Regions from separate parts of the Homo sapiens genome. Here region 1 is linked to region 2. Evidence: read pairs that join two places in POLR2A ChIA-PET (ENCODE). Cell type or tissue: MCF 10A. All regions are shown on one strand. Each heading gives the region's core, and the rest is flanking DNA. Links, peaks and the distances in the headings are about the cores only. Region 1 has its middle 21 kb from the start of RAMP3. Region 2 overlaps CCM2 (CCM2 scaffold protein).

Region 1 (5,370 bases), core at 142-5,141, 100 kb before region 2:
CTGGTTGTTAAGTGAAGAACTAGTGTGCTCAGCCATCCCTTCTTAGCAGTGGTAAATGTCCCTTTTACTGAAATGGATTTATGGAGGGCTTTCTAGAAGTGTATATACCACATGACAGGCAACGGGGAGCCTTTTCCACTCCTGGTAAGATCTGCTCCCTGAGAGCCATGTTTGAGGAACATACGCTACTTGAAAGTTTACTTGAAGACTAGAAGCAGGAGGCAGGAATGTTTCAGCCTACAGAATAAAGGCAGGACAGTGGCAGCATGACTGGACAGGAAGACCAGAGGAGGAGCAGGAGGCTGGGGAGACAGAGAGAGGGCGGAGGGAGAGGGCAGGCAGGATTATCAAAGCATTAATAATCCACTGTAAACCCAACCTAGCCAGGGCCATTTTTTGGAGGAGTGGGTAAGTGTGGAGCCACGCCAGGCAGCAATGAGTAAGGAGGAGCAGGTGTTCCAGATCCAAGTCAGGGTGGCCACAGGCAGCCCTTGGGACCCCCTGACTTCCCTCACAGCCTTGCAGGCCTAGGTGTCTTCCAGTCGACATTTTCAGGCATCGGGGTGCAGAGAGAAAGAAGACACACTCCCTGTCTAAGTTCTCAGTCCATTTCCTTATCTGCAGAACATAGATGACTCTGTTCATAGGGCTGCTGGAAAGAGCAAATGAATTCTCAGTCCATTTCCTTATCTGCAGAACGTAGATGACACTGCTCATATGGCCGCTGGAAAGAGCAAAGGAAGAAATGCTCCTCCTCCACGCCCAGTTGACATGTCTATTTTCTTACATCCCCTTCTTTCCTACCTGAAGGATAACATTTTATGGATACTTGTTTGTGTTTTGCCTTTTTCACTTAAAGTATGTCTTAGAAATACCCTCACCTCAATTGTGGAGCTCTTCCTCCTTTTTTTTTTTTTTTTTTTTTTTTTTTGTTGAGACGGAGTCTCGCTCTGTCGCCTCTTCCTCCTTTTTAACAGCTAAAGAAATATGCTTCTAATAAACCATGAGCAAAAGAAGAAATAAAAATGGAAATGATAAAATATTTGAACTGAAAAATAATGAAACTACCACATATTAAACTTGTGGATTATGGGCCAGTGTGGTGGCTCATGCCTGTAATCCCAGCATTTTGGGAGGCCGAGGCGGGCGGATCACCTGAGGTCAGGAGTTCCAGACCAGCCTGGCCAACACGGGTGAAACCCCGCATCTACTAAAGATACAAAAATTAGCTGGGCATGGTGGCGCATGCCTGTAGTCCCAGCTACTTGAGAGGCTGAGGCAGGAGAATCATTGAACACAGGAGGTGGAGATTGCAGTGAGCCGAGATAGTGCCATTGCACTCCAGCCTGGGTGACAAGAGCAAAACTCTGTCTCAAAAAGAGAGAAGAAAATAGACATGTACATGCTCATTTGTGCCAAAGAAATATAGAAAAGGATAAATGAGGAGCTAAAGAGATTGGTCACCTAAGAGAAGGGTGGAAAAAGGGTACCCAGGGGGATGAGAACAAAGTGATAGGATGGGGAGGGGTACACTCTGCGTCTCTAGCCTTTTGTGTGACTCTTAGAGTTAAAGTAGAGTTCACACACTCAAAAAACAAGCAAAACCCAAAATGGAATGCAGACAGTAGCACTTGAGCTTCACAGCACTGCAAATGAACAGCACAGCTGCATTGAAGGGAGCAGGGAGGAAAAGAGCTCACCTAAGTCATTGTGGAAAACAGTACCGGGACTGGATCCTGTATGGCTAAAGGCAAAAAGAACCGCACAGAAATCCTGCGATGGGCCAGGCACGGTGGCTCACGCCTGTAATCCCAGCACTTTGGGAGGCTGACGAGGGTGGATCACCTGAGGTCAGGAGTTCAAGACGAGCCTGACCAACATGGTGAAACCCTGTCTCTACTAAAAATATAAAAATTAGCTGTGCATGGTGGCACGTGCCTGTAATCCCAGCTACTCAGAAGGCTGAGGCAGGAGAATCACTTGAACCCAGGAGGCGGAGGTTGCAGTGAGCCGAGATCGTGCCACTGCACTCCAGCCTGGGAGACAGAGTGAGACTATGTCTCAAAAAAAAAAAAAAAAGAAATGCTGTAATGTAGCCAGTGAATGTATTTCCTCCAAGGGTGTGGCAAGCAATTCTGAAACTACTTGAGGCATGGACTAGAACTGAAAAAATTAGTAAGAATATCATAATAATGACAGCTGGGTTTCTCACTGTTGGAAAAAGAAGTTACAAGTGAGGAAAGGCTAAAGCGAGCCCCATTGTGTTGGTTTGGAACCAGAGGTATCAGTATAAACTCAGGACTTTAATCTGCATACAAACAGATAGACACAGAAATACACATGCATGTCCACGCGTGGGTTAGCAGACATGCGTATATTTCCTAGCCTGTCTGCTGATGAGAGAGCCTCAACAAGGGACAACCCAGGAGCATGGACAGCTCTGCTAGGATCTCAGCTTCTAAGCACCATTCTCCAGTAAAAAGGCACCATGATCCTTAGAAAAATGGCTCATTCCCAGGTTGAAGCAGGGAAGCTACAAGATGAGTTTGGAGCATCTTCTCATGCCAGAAAGTGAGAAAGTGCCCAAAAAAAAGAACAGTTGTCAAAAGAACATGGGAGCCAATCTCAAGGCACTCCCAATGGCCAAAGCTGGAACAAAGTGCTAAGTAATCTAATAAATGATGGGGCAAAGGGCAGCCTTTCCTTACAGAATAATTCCAGTTAATAAGTGTAGAAGAACGAAGACAAACTACCATCAGGCAAACACCACAGTAATAAGTGGTACAGACAAGATCCACCAACGAATGTTAAAATTAGCGGGCACAAGTTTGAAAAGAACAAGTTATTAGTATAATCTCAAATTCAACCCCCAAGATATTTATTAACTACAAATGGAGAGATACACAGAGTCACTTTTCAGTGTTAAGACTTCCAGGCGAAGGCCACCAGGTTGAACAAGTTGGGTTTATTTCTTGCTGCAGTAACAAGGGAGAACACAGGCTTTGGAGAACCATAAGGCGACTTGGGGAGAGGGTGTTATAAAGGCCTCATGAGATTGGGCCTTGATTTTGGGGGAGGGTTTAAGAAAACAGGGTTTTTTTCTGGGTGGGAGGCTGTCAGGCAGCAGGAGTAATTAATTCTGTGATGAAATATCTTCAGCTAAAGTTATAGTTGGTAAAGAAGCAGCAATTGCTCACATGACCCAGGAGAGGGAGCTGTTGGGCCATTTTGTGGTTAGTTGATGTTCTCCTGAGTTACACTTGATTATGGAGCAGGCTTCTTTCTCTGAGGTCGATGTTTTGGGTAATTGTTTGTGTTCAGCAGGAGCACCCTAAGGCATGGCCCCCGGATGTCAGGGCTGCTAGTCTCTTTCTGAGCAGTGGAGACGCTCGGCAAAAATTGGTCAAGATTAGTATCACCAATAGACATTGCCAAAAGAAAACTGGCAGAGCTGCATTAAAAATCAGGTGAAATGTTGTCCTCTTACATCTTACTGGGCTTTGGCGTCTAGACCTCCAGTCCAAGGACAGGGCCAGAAACAAAGCTCATCTTCAGGCTAATTCCCTGGAACTGGAAATGCCTCCAGAGCAAAAGCAGCTTGGAACGTCTAGGCTCACCCCGCTGGGTTCTTGTCTTCTTCCAGATCTTGCTAGCTTTTTGATGCTTTCAGTAAGACTTTTGGGGGCTATTATTGTTCAGCTTCTTGAGTCATCCTCAGAGGGGAAGTTGATCTGGATTGCCTAGCTGCCAAAGGTCTTTCTTCTGATTCCTCAGGAGAAACCAGGGAGAGACTGAATATCAAATAGGACAATAGCCAGGCCATACATATGAGTAGAACTTGTCCCATAGTCTGCAGCAACCAGCCGGGATGCCAGCCTGCTATTCCTATGCAGCCAAATGCATAGGAAGTCAGACCACTCTCTCTAGCAACGATCCTGGAAGGCCAAACAATAACCCCTCTAACAATCGGCCCCAAATGGCCAGAACTTGATTAATAACTGGCAGCTTCCCTAATTTTTGTCCCTGCTTCCAACTTAGGACCAGCCAGAAACAAAACAAATATGCTCTTCTAACCAATCACATAGGCAGCCCCCTTTCTAGTGAGCTGCCCCAGCTTCCCCGGGCTGGCTGCCTCCATCAGGGCTCACCTGAGCCTCCCTTTTCCACTGTGAAGCTTTCCCTCCCTTTCCCTCTGCCTGCCTGTGAGTCTTGGCCAAATGCAGTGATGGCGGCCAGCCCCCTTGCTAGAGCAGCTCTAGATGAAGAGATTTTGCCTGTTCTCATGTGGGTGGTCTTTCTGTATTCCCACACCAGAAAGCTAGCTTTTAATGGTCCTCTAATGTTAGCAAAGAAAATAAAATTGCAAAATGTCATGGGGGTAAGTAGGCTGAAGGACCGCCATGTCTGCAGAGCATGGCGGGAGCCACTGAAATCTTTCTAGTAGGCTAGAGCACCCAGCTCTGCCACCGCTAGAGAAAGGACGGCCAAGGGGGCTTCTCCCAGAAACCTCATCTCAGAACCAGGCCTCAGTAGGGCCTTAGGCCCACTGTGGGTCTCTGACCCTGTACGACATGAGTAGTGTGGGACAGCAGTCTGGGCCACTTTTCTAAGAAGACAGAGCAGGGTGGTGCTCTGACTCCCAGCCTGGCCCTGGGGCTCCAGAGGCCAAGGGTAGTCCCAGGGCCACTCCCCAATCCCAGTGTGATACTGGCAAGTCCCTGACCAAGCTGAGCTTCAAGGCCCCCAGCTGTAAAGAAGGGGGCCCCTTGGCTGGAACAGTGAAAAGCCACTCCATTCAGGGCTCATTACCTCCTCATTCTCTACCCAAGGCATTGACCTGAGCCTCAGAATCTCCCCAGGGTCAGTGTTTCTGCAGAGTAGGGGCATCAGCTGGAAATCAAGAGTTTATGGAGATGTAGAGGCCAGGCCTGCTGCCCTCCCTTCTACAACCCCACCCCTGCTGGACTTTCCCTTCTCAGCCCAGGAGACCCAGGCCCCGGTCCCACATACCTTCCTCCCAGGCCCAGTGCCTACCTTTGTCCAGGCTCCCCTTCTCCTCTCCTCCCACCTCCCTGTCAACTGGCAAAGGGCCTTTCTAAAACGTGTCTGATCCTGCCTTGCCACCCTGACCCCTGGCCTGGCCCCCATGGCTCTCCATGGTCCAGCCCTGCCAGCCTCCCCAGCCCTCTCCCACCTCAGTGTTGGAGAAAATGACTCCCCAAAAAGACCCTGTTTCTCTGCACCTGCCAGGCTGCATGATATCTCAGCCTAGGACCATCCATGCTCCTTGCGTCCTTGTGTAGCGCTGGACTCTTCTGAAAGCTCGGGGGCGACTCCCTGTCAGAAGCCTCGCAGCTGGGGAGGAGCCTC
Region 2 (5,370 bases), core at 118-5,117:
TTATTTCACCCTTTCATAGCTGGGTTTTTATTCCATTCACCCACTAAAACAGACATGGAATCAGGAAGCTCTTTCAATAAAAACGAAAACAAAAAACACAACAGAAAGTCTTGCTTCCAGAGAAGTGCACTAACGCTGCCACCACGCCTCTGTCACTCTGTCCCCTGTGTTTCCTGCATCTCACGCACCCTTTGCCAGCTCTCTTTCTTCTACCAGTAAAGATAGATGTTCCTCAGGTCCTAGGCATGATCTCTGCTCCGGCATGCATTGGGCTGCACCACTTACTAAGCAAACTGGTTGGATGAGCTCTCACCATCTGCACAACAGGCTAACAATCCTTAGAGAAGTGCCACAGGCAATCAATACAATAATCTACATAAAGTTCTGAGCACGTCTGATATGTTGTGAACAAGCAAAATATATACCAGTTAATTTTATGACTGTATTTACCTTGACAATAAGTTAAAATTTATCTCTTCTTCCACTGCTGTCTATACATATATATATATATGTATATATGTATATAATCAGACTGTCTCCTACTCATCACTACCACAGACTATAATAAAGTTGGACCAGCATCACAGCCTAAGCTCTTCATTCGTGCCCCCAACAGGTGACACACCTGTGACCCAGGCTTAAAGCCCTATAATCTGCTAAAATGCTTCCTCTCTCACTTGGGCTGACTGGACCCACCCCTGCATCCGCCTTCTTCACCTGGAATAGCTCCCCTTGCCCGACCTGGAATAGTCTTCCCTTGACCCAGAGTGGTTCCCCATTGACCTGGAGTAGTCCCTCATCTACCTGAACTAGTCCTCTCATAGACCCAGAGTAGTTCCCCGTTGACCAGGAGTAGTCTCTCCCCTTTGACCTGGAATAGGCCCCCTCCCAGGTCCCATTCTCTGCTGCTCAGTACATCCGGTGGTAGGGGAGAGCATGGAGTAAGGATGACTAAAGGTCCTCAGAGTTGGTAACAGTTGGAGCCAGATGATGTATACAGTAGCTTTGTTAACTTTTCTCTGTATTTTTTTAATATTTGAATTTTTAAATATTTTTTGAAAATGATGAATATATTTTCTGCTTCCTGCTGATTACACTTAAACTGAGGCAAAATATAAAAGCATAAAAAATTAAGATCACCAACATCCTTACAAGATGATCCGCTCTAAGACGAACCACAGAGGGGACAGAAAGTGCTCCCAGGCTGGGTGCAGCGGCTCACGCCTATAATCCCAACACTTTTGGGAGGCCGAGGTGGGTAGATTGTTGAGCTCAGGGATTCAAGACCAGCCCGGCAACCTGGTGGGACCCCATCTCTACAAAAACTACAAAAATTAGCCAGGTGTGGTGGTTCACGCATGTAGTACCAGCTACTTGGGAGGCTGAGGCAGGAGGTTGCTTGAGCCCGGTAGGTCAAGGCTGCGGTAAGCTGTGATCATGCCATTGCACTCCAGCCTGGGCAACAGAGTGAGACCTTGTCTCAAGAAAAATAAAAACTTTTTAAAAATGCTTCCAGAAGCTGGGTGCAGTGGCTCACACCTGTAATCCCAGCACTTTGGGAGGGTGAGGCAGGCAGATCACTTGAGGTCAGGAGTTAAGAGACCAGCCTGGCCAAGATGGTGAAACTCCGTCTCTACTAAAAATAACAAAAATTAGCTGGGTGTGGTGGCGGGCGCCTGTAATCCCAGCTACTTGGGAGGCTGAGGCAGGAGAATTGCTTGAACCGGGGAAGCGGAGGTTGCAGTGAGCCGAGATTGTGCTATTGCACCCCAGCCTGGCCAACAAGAGTGAAACTCCATCTCAAAAAAAAAAAAAAAAAAAAAAAGGCCAGGCATGGTGGCACATGCTTATAATCCCAGCACTTTGGGAGGCCAAGACTGGCAAATCACTTGAGGTCAAGAGTTTGAGACCAGCCTGGCCAAGATGGTGAAACCCCGTCACTACTTAAAATACCAAAAATTAGCTGGGTGTAGTGGCAGATGCCTGTAATCCCAGCTACTCAGGAGGCTGAGAAAGGAGAATCGCTTGAATCCGGGAGGCAGAGGTTGCAGTGAGCTGAGATCACACCATTGCACTCCAGCCTGGGCAACAAGAGAGAGACTCCGTCTCAAAACAAAAAAAAAAAAAAGTGCTTCCATAAGAGCTTGCTGGGACTGGCCTGGGCTCAGAAAGCATGTGGCCTTGTGCTGCCCAGGCCCTGGCTCTATGACAGCAGTGAAGACAGGATGTCCCTAAGGCACTTTCGGGCTTCATTCTCCTTAATCCCTGACAAGCTTTGAGCCCCAGGACAAGTTTGGACATGACAGGTAGTTTGCAGTGCGGGGTTCTCATGGGAGAATGGTGAGAAATGGTCACCTATGATTTGTCAGCCAAGAAATCATGGTAAACTGTAAGTTAAAAACGGCCCTCAAAATTTAGTGATGCAATTTTAGCCATGCAAAAAATCATGTTTCTCTAGCCTCACTAAAAACACACCAGGCTTTGCTTGCCTGTGATTTCCTCTCTTCTGGCACTCTCAAGTGACAGATGGCACATGAATTACTTTTCAAATGTGTATGCTTGACCACTCACTTATTCTCCCAGGCCCTATGATGTGCAAGACCCTGGCCTGGAGGTTATGGAAATACAGAGGCATTTGGCCCATGAGCCCAGCTTTTCGGAAGCTTGCATCTCCACAGACATGGATAATCTCACATCAGCCACAGGAAAATGGCTGTCCCTAAACCATTTCTGCCTGCTAGCCCCCAAAGCTCATTCCTCCTAAATGATAACTAGCTGTGTCATGGACAGTGACTGAGCTCTGAATCTGACAGTGTGGGCAAGCAGCCTGGCTCCATTTGTTGGCTCTTCTGAAAGCTGCCTGTTAGCCAAACTAGTTACTAATCTACCTATGGGAGCAACAGGAAACCAACTCTGAGACAGGAGATTTGCCAAGATCAACCTCTAACCAAGAAGCCCACACCAAATCAACAGGTCCCACAAACCACATGCAACCTACACTGTTATTTTAATGTTGATGTACAGGTCATAAAATTATAGTCTCCACACAGAATTACAGTCTGCACTGGGAAGGACTCTGGCGCTCCCCCGTCCTACAATCCCACCCCTAAAGAGAGACCCTCTGCAGTTAGGCAGTGAGAAATAGTAGGAACTCTTGCAGGGCAAGGAAACCAGGACGGCCATCTGTAGATGCCTCTTATTGCCCAAGCATCACATCAATTCTTCCCTACATCGAGCTCAGCTCTTTCCTCCTCTGGCCTTTGCTCTTTTTTTTTTTTTTTTTTTTTTTTTTTGAGACGGAGTTTTGCTCTTGTCACCAAGGCTGGATGGAGTGCAATGGCATAATCTTGGTTCACTTAACTTCTGCCTCCCCGGTTCAAGCAATTCTCCTGCCTCAGCCTCTGGAGTAGCTGGGATTACAGGCACCCACCACCATGCCTGGCTAATTTTAGTATTTTTAGTAGAGATGGGGTTTCAACATGTTGGCCAGGCTGGTCTCAAACTCCCAGCCTCAGGTGATCCACCAGCCTCAGCCTCCCAAAGTGCTGGAATTACAGGCATGAGCCATTAGGCCTGGCTGCCCTTGGCTCTTACCCAGCAGCCAGCATGGAGCTTGCACAGACTGGACAGCAATAAACGCTGGTACTGACTCTTGATGGAACGCTTGGACCAGGCTAGGCATCTGGGGAGGCCCTTTGGTTAGAGGTGACACAGCCCCTGCCCTCAACGATGTCACAGTCAAGCCGAAGTAGTAAGACCAGAGTAAAGTAACTGAAATTAAATCCACAGTAAAAACAGTCAATCAATGCTGAAGACACACAGGATGCTCCAAAGGTACACTTAGGGCTCAGCCACCCTGTTCTTAAAGCTGCTGTTCTGAGCAGCAAGAGACAAGGAGAGGAATGAACAGGAGATACAACCTTCTGACTGCTCACAGACTAGCAGAGGAGGGCGACCCCGGAACGCCAAAGATAGGGCATGCCAAGGCGCTTCAGAGGAACCTGCCCCTTCTACCTGGGCCTCCAAATCACGAACATTTTAACAAGCAGATTCTGTGGACTACTTGGAGGCAGGCGTCTCTCTGGCCCTAGTCCTTAGTCTTCAATAGCAGCTACCCTAAGTTTCTTTTTTTAATGTCTCAAATAATTTTAATTGATGGGTAAGCCTTCCTAGAAAGTGGAATATTAACACTATTAAGTAAAGAAATGCATCTTTGCACATCTGCTGCAGCCTCCCTCTGCCACTCCTACCCATTCAGCACGGAATGCAGGGTAGCTGCTGTTCTCGCTGAGGATGATGGGGCTTTTCAGAGGTAATGTTTGCTCAGCTCTCAGCTGCAGGGGGTGGTAGGAGGGACAGCCGGTGCTGGGGAAGAGCTCTCTGCTATTCCAGATACAAAACTGAACAAGAAGCCACCTCAGATTTTTGGAAAAGAAGTTGCTTTTGAACACAAAATTTAAGCTGATGGCTGGGCGCAGTGGCTCACACCTGTAATCCCAACACTTTGGGAGGCCAAGATGGGAGGATCACTAGAGTCAGGACTTCAAGACCAGCCTGGGCAACAGGGTGAGACCTCATCTTTTAAAAAAAATACAAAAATTAGAACATAAAAATTAGCAGGACATGGTGGCACACACCTGTAGTCACAGCTACTTGGGAGGCTGAAGTGGGAGGATCACTTGAGCCTAGGAAGTCAAGGCTGCAGTGAGCTGTGATCACACCACTGCACTCCAGCCTGGGTGACAGAGCAAGACCATCTCAAAACAAATAATAATTATTAATTAAAAAGAAAAAAGCTGAGCGTGGTGGCATACGTCTGTAGTCCTAGCTACCTGAAAGACTGGGGGGAGAGAATCACTTGAACCCAGGAGCTCAAAGCTGCAGTGGGCTATGACTGCCCGCTGCACTCCAGCCTAAGTGACTAAGCAAGGCCCTCTTTTTTTTTTTTTTTTTTTTGACCTGGAGTCTCACTATACAGCCCAGGCTGGAGTACAGTGGTGTGATCTCGGCTCACTGCAACCTCCACCTCCCGGGCTCAAGCGATTCTCCTGCCTCAGCCTCCCGAGTATCTGGGATTACAGGTGTGCACCACCACACCTGGCTAATTTTTGTATTTTTATAGAGATGGGGTTTCACCATGTTGGCCAGGCTGGTCTCAAACTCCTGACCTCAAGTGATCTACCCACCTCGGCCTCCCAAAGTGCTGGGATTACAGGTGTAAGCCACTGCACCTGGGCAAGGCCCTGTTCTCTTTAAATCTAAAAAAAGAAAGAAAATAAATTTAAAGGAAAGTTCTAGTTAAAAAATAAATCGAGGCCAGGTGCAATGACTCACGCCTGTAATCACACCACTTTGGGAGGCTAAGGCAGG

Evidence for each region. Peaks named below come from ENCODE experiments on the same cell type or tissue, not always from the same donor. Only the 100,000 strongest peaks of a DNase experiment are listed, where the experiment ranks them.
Region 1: POLR2A ChIA-PET joins it to region 2 with 5 read pairs; 5 of 35 experiments call an interaction of 5 or more read pairs at or near these places.

The regions. Positions count from the first base shown.
Region 1 is chr7:45,134,167-45,139,536 of GRCh38, reverse strand. No RefSeq gene overlaps it. Among named protein-coding and RNA genes, the nearest start is that of RAMP3, 21 kb to the left of the region's middle. RefSeq lists an enhancer at 5,216-5,370. In MCF 10A, for the core only: a CTCF peak has its summit at 3,202 (motif pointing right); a DNase peak (open chromatin) is centred at 3,226.
Region 2 is chr7:45,030,968-45,036,337 of GRCh38, reverse strand. All of the region lies in intron 1 of CCM2 (CCM2 scaffold protein), which reads right to left. Among named protein-coding and RNA genes, the nearest start is that of CCM2, 33 kb to the right of the region's middle. In MCF 10A, for the core only: no CTCF peak of the experiment used is centred there; a DNase peak (open chromatin) is centred at 2,267.